Linked DNA regions of Homo sapiens: region 1 is linked to region 2. A link is a contact called in ENCODE Hi-C or POLR2A ChIA-PET data. All regions are on one chromosome and are shown on one strand. Each heading gives the region's core, a stretch centred on a gene start or an enhancer-like site at or near the end of the contact. The rest is flanking DNA. Distances are from core to core; before and after follow the strand shown. Region 1 has its middle 25 kb from the start of UACA. Region 2 overlaps UACA (uveal autoantigen with coiled-coil domains and ankyrin repeats).

The links. Hi-C counts contacts between places; a loop is a spot of excess contacts on that map. ChIA-PET counts read pairs that join two places held with the same protein, here RNA polymerase II (POLR2A).
Region 1: a loop to region 2 is called in a map of Caco-2, with 4 times the contacts of the local background. The contact joins two enhancer-like sites. A Hi-C loop is called at or near these places in 1 of 168 maps with a recorded cell type or tissue (Caco-2). POLR2A ChIA-PET finds 5 or more read pairs at or near these places in 4 of 52 experiments (A549, AG04450, HEK293 and 1 more).

What each region holds. Positions count from the first base shown.
Region 1 is chr15:70,786,829-70,789,585 of GRCh38, forward strand. No RefSeq gene overlaps it. Among named protein-coding and RNA genes, the nearest start is that of UACA, 25 kb to the left of the region's middle. Within about 2 kb of position 1,431, at least 3 of the 41 ENCODE cell types and tissues checked have a DNase peak (open chromatin) inside an H3K27ac peak, as active enhancers do.
Region 2 is chr15:70,713,261-70,716,089 of GRCh38, forward strand. All of the region lies in intron 1 of UACA (uveal autoantigen with coiled-coil domains and ankyrin repeats), which reads right to left. Among named protein-coding and RNA genes, the nearest start is that of UACA, 49 kb to the right of the region's middle. RefSeq lists an enhancer at 1-535. Within about 2 kb of position 1,436, at least 5 of the 41 ENCODE cell types and tissues checked have a DNase peak (open chromatin) inside an H3K27ac peak, as active enhancers do.

The sequences.
Region 1 (2,757 bases), core at 181-2,680, 74 kb after region 2:
AAAAATTAGCCGGGCGTGGTGGCAGGCACCTGTAATCCCAGCTACTCGGGAGGCTGAGGCAGGAGAATCGCTTGAACCTGGGGGGCAGAGGTTGCAGTGAGCCAAGATTGCACCATTGCACTCCAGCCTGGGCGACAAGAGCAAAACTCTGTCTCAAAAAAAAAAGAAAAAAAAAGGAGGCAGCTCTCTGTTGTGGCCAAAAATCAATGGCAATAAAGGAGGCCCCTCCAGAATTGGCCCCATCTCCCACCCACTCTCTTGAGATCCCCACAACCCACAAAGCAGTGGTTTGGATTTTGTAATTAGCAGTTTGTCTTTAACAACCATGGTTTTAGCATTGCGGGTGCCAATACAGTTTCTTTGAGGCATTGGCCAGGACCCAGGCGTTGCTCCTAATTTCTAATTAAGGCCTGTTCAGATAGTAAGCGAATAAAGATCAGTCTAGCATTTCAATTAGAACAGGGTGGTGTAATGGATTCGGCTTGGGCAAACTCCTTTTAGACAAATTGTTTTGACAAGTTCAAGAAAAAGGAGGGGATTCTAGGAGTAACAAGATCAAGTGGAAAGAACACTAGCCCTGAAGTCCAGCTCTTAGAGGTCAAGTCCCAGCTCTGCTGCGAACTAACTGATTGTATGATCCTGGCCAACTCACTTCACTATTGAAGCATCAGTGCTCTCTTCTGTGAAAGTTTCACCTAAACAATTTCTGGACCCCAGCGACATCTTAAGAGATCATGGGATTCAGGGCACATCTCCTCTTCATCCACTGCCACCTTCAAAAAATTGACTTCTGTATGTTTCAGAGTAAATGTTGTTCTTTAAGAGTAAGGGTTTCACAGCCAGATGCATTGCCTCACGCCTGTAATCCCAGCACTTTGGGAGGCTGAGGCGGGTGGATTACCTGAGGTCAGGAGTTTAAGACCAGCTGGCCAACATGGCAAAACCCTGTCTCTACTAAAAATACAAAAATTAGCCAGGCCTGGTGGCAGGTGCCTGTAATCCCAGCTACTTGGGAGGCTGAGGCAGGAGAATCACTGAACCTGGGAGGCGGAGGTTGCAGTGAGCTGAGGTCGCTCCACTGCACTCCAGCCTGGGCTACAGAGCAAGACTCCATCTCAAAAAAAAAAAAAAAAAAAAAAAAAGTAAGGGTTTCACTTTGTGCCTATCTTGGAGCAAATGACCAAAAGTGTTTCTCTTATGCATGTATTTGTTCAGTTACTCTCTGAGCACCTTCCAGGAGTTGAAAGAAGTGCCTGAGTACTAATCCTTTTTCAGGCTCACACACTCAAACCCCTCTACATAGTTTTCCAGCTCAGCAGCATACTCTTAACTCCTCCTTTTCTGTACTCATAGCAGTCAGCATCTGTTCAACTCATTTCCTAATCTATCCCATAACCTCTCTTTCACTCTGAAGTTTAGCCATTAAATTGTTACCTCATTTCTCAAAGGCATTTGCCATATCTCTAACCAGATGTGAGATCTGAAGGGCAGAAACTGGACTCTGCACTTCCTACCTCCCACAGAATCTAATTCAGTGTCCTCCTCATGGGTAGTGCTCAATTAATGGTCCTTAATTGATGGGTCCATTAGCATTGTGGGTGTACAAAGGCATATAAGTGGACGTTCCTGTCCTCAGGAAAGATTCAGTGTAATTGAGGGAGATGGTGAGACCTGAAGAGTTAGGTGACAGTTGCAAGCAACATCACCAGGACTGTGATTCATTGTCAATAAATGCAATAGGTCAGTGGTTCCCAACCTTTGGACCCTAGACCTCTTGTAAACTATGGGTTATGCTAAGCATCACAAATCCTTATATCTGTAAGATGACTCAGACATGTCTCAAATGGTAGTCTCCTCCCCACTTATCTATGGTTTGGCTTTCTGATGTTTGTTACCCACAGTCAACCAAGGTTTGAAAATATGAAATGGAAAATTCCAGAAATAACCAATTCATGAGTTTTAAAATGTGCACTGTCCCACTTTATCCAGCCTGGGATGTGGACCCTCCCTGTGTTCAGTGGATCCACACTGCAGACACTACCTGCTCGTTAGTCACTAGATAGCCATCTCTGTTATAAGACGACTGTCACGTATCACGGTGCTTGGGTTCAAGTGACTCTTATTTTACAGGATAACAAGGCCTTGAATAACGTTGTCCTTTTTTTTTTTCTTTTTTTTCTCTGAGTTGGAGTCTCACTCTGTTGCCCAGGCTGGAGTTCTGGAGTTCAGTGGCATGATCTCAGCTCACTGCAACCTCCGCCTCCCGGGTTCAAGCAATTCTCCTACCTCAGCCCGGAGCAGCTGGAATTACAGGCACGTGCCACCACACCTGGCTAATTTTTGTAATTTTAGTAGAGAACCCTGTCTCAAACTCCTGACCTCAAGTGTCTACCTGCCTCAGCCTCTCAAAGTGCTGGGATTACAGGCATGAGCTACTGTACCCGGCCTCTGTTATAATGTTGATAAGAAAAAAAAAAAATAAATTCTTGTCTGGGGCCGACATCTGTGTGGAGTTTGCTTGTTCTCCTCATGTCTGCGTGGGTTTCCTCCCACATCCCAAAGATATGCACATGAGGTGAATTTGCATGTCTACCTCATCTCAGGATGAGTGAGTGTGGGTGTGAGTGTGGGTGTGGCTGCACGCTGTGAGATAATGGCACCCTCTCCAGGGTGGGTTCCCACCTTGCACCCTGAGCTGCTGGGACAGGCTCCAGCTACCCATGGCTCTGAACTGCAATAAGAATGTAAATAATTATC
Region 2 (2,829 bases), core at 186-2,685:
TGGCGCGAACCCAGGAGGCAGAGCCTGCAGTGAGCCGAGATCGCGCCACTGCACTCCAGCCTGGGCGACAGAGCGAGAAAGAATAGGGAAGGAGATGTGATGAAAATGCTGAGAGTTGACTGTTAGGTTGGGTAACTGAAAAAGGCTGTTGTAAGAATGTGATCTTGACGGTGATAGCCGAGTGACAAGGAATTTACATCCCAGACAGTGGGAACAACTAGTGAAAGGAGCTTGGATGTCTGAAAGAAGGCCAATGTAGCTGATGCATAATGAGTAAGACAATCCCAGGATGAGATAAGAAGGCAGACACCACCAGATCTATAATATGGGATTCCTCAGTTTTATCGTAAACATTTTTCAAAAGGGACTTCTTGAAGGATTAAGGCAACTGTAGTTTCATGAAGTTCTTTTGGTCACTTTGGAATCAAGTCTACAAAAATAACTCATCCTGACATACTATTTTTTTTCACTTCCAAGAATTTATATTGAGCAATATTACCAGCTGAATCTTAACTTGCTTTGAAATGTTTATAAGATGGATCAATTACCTTAATATAATAGATATCTTATATACCTCACCCACTTCAAACCTAGAAATCTAAATAAACTTTACAATGAACCATGCTAAAAAAACAACCATAAAAATAGCACTCCCCAAAACAGAGTTTCATAAAGTCACCATCCTCCAGATAAGGCTCCAAGAAAAGAAAGTCTTCTCCAATGGGAAAAATATATATCCTAAATAAAACTAAACATCATTGATGTTTAGGCAAATTCCCCCAAAACACCTAATTAAAAAAGTACACAGGCTTCTATAGTACCCTATAATTACCAACATTCTCTGTTACACAAGCTCTATCACAATTCAAAACAGCAGACAGCAAAGCTTACGAAGCATAAACATTCCTTGAAGATTAGGCTGCACAATTAAGAACTGTTCTACAGTTCACTGGATTGATGATGGCTAGAAATATTTCCCCCATTCCATTTAGTCCAAAGGTTATTTATTACTCCCACTTACATAACAGCAAATTAGAGCTTATGTAATAGAAAAGGAAAAGAATGTTAAAATATACCGGGGAAACAAAAGCTGTACAGCCAGCTTCTTTCTCCCTGACCCCTGACTCTCTTCTCTTTATTATTTCCCTTATCCTTAGTTAATTATGCCTCATTCACTTCTGTTATCCTTCCACTGTATGATTTGAAAGTATGTAGTTTGGACTCAATGGAACAAACAGAAGAAAGGGAAAATTATATCCTATCAATCATTTTCCTGACCAAGGCAAGAACAGGCTTAATCTCACTTTACCGGATTCTTCTACATAAAAATATAAAGGACAAAAAAGATGATGATGTTTTAAATAATAAATCTAACCTCTTCAGCATCTAAGGTGGCCATGAAATCTGAAAAAAAAAATTGAAGAACTGGAGTCAGAAAGACTCAGAAACCACTGCTTTGCCAAGATTTCCTAACCACCCGGTTTGATTCTATTCTAGTCTGTTGTACAAATACCAGACTGTCTGCCCCTCCCTAATGCAGGTATTTGTTACTTTATTAGAACTGTCTGGGCACTTAAAACAGTTTATGTAAAATATAGACAAGATGTGGCTTCTCCACGTTTAACAGTTATCATTTGTACTGTAATATTACTTATTTTACCCTTCCTCAAGAGGAGATGCATTAAATTACTAAGTAAATATATACATAGATCTTAAACAGAACAAATTATAATGTGTATCATACAAGAATGAAGCTTTCAGGCTGGATAAGATTTTGTTTAATATTCCCTTAAAAATACTACACAATTGGTTATTTGGAAAAAAATAAATTTTGTTCCTTGGTATTTTTTGAAAAGTGTATTCGACAAGAGTTCTTAAAAAGCCTAAATGTCATAAGTAAAATTTTTTAAATATAAAGCTAAAAACCAAGGAGGGTCACTGTGCCTTCTATCCCTATATATACCAATGAACACAGTAATAGTTACGGTGAATTTTAACAAATATTTTTGCCAATGTTTGATATGTATCTCAAAACAGGAGAGTTTTAGAAAGCTATGTTTATTCTCAACAAAGTAAAAGGCAAAACAGATACACTTATTAAAGAGCCTCTGATGGGGTTTGATTACAATAAAAACAAACAAAAGATATTTTTGTACCTTTGGCTTTGTAAAGAAATATTAATTAAACAAAAATAGGTTCGCTACAACTCAAAAGACTCTTCAAGTACTAAACTGAAAACAAACATTACACTATTAGCCAATATTTTTATAATGTAAAATGGGAATTATAAGGTTATATATATAAAAGCAGAGGGTTACAGGAAAGCATATGTTTTTGTAAACATATTAAAAGTTAGCTGCTCTTCCTTTTATTTATTAAATGAATAATACTTCTGCACCAATGCATAACTTTCCCCCAAACACAGCTATTTCACACAGGATTTCCTTCCAGTGAGTCTTAATACATGTCTCCCATATTAAAAATACATGGCCAAATTAATAATGAGAAAGAATGTTTGTTCTCATATTTAGATCTATAATAAAAACACAGCATTATAAATAAGGATTATATTTCAAAATTGTTTAGAAAAAACCTCTTAAGTGTTGTATATACACAATTCTTAAACTTGAAGAAGAACCCTTCAAGTTAAGTCAAACTGTTATTTCTACTTTCCAAATGGGATATAAAGGAACTAATTTAAGGCGGTGGATGATGCAGTGGATGATGCAGCCACTATCCATTTCTTTCACTGCTATAAGCCCAGCCCTTTGCAATGTGATTGTGCCACTCCTGTCATCAAGAAATGACATTTATTTCCTCATCCGTTGA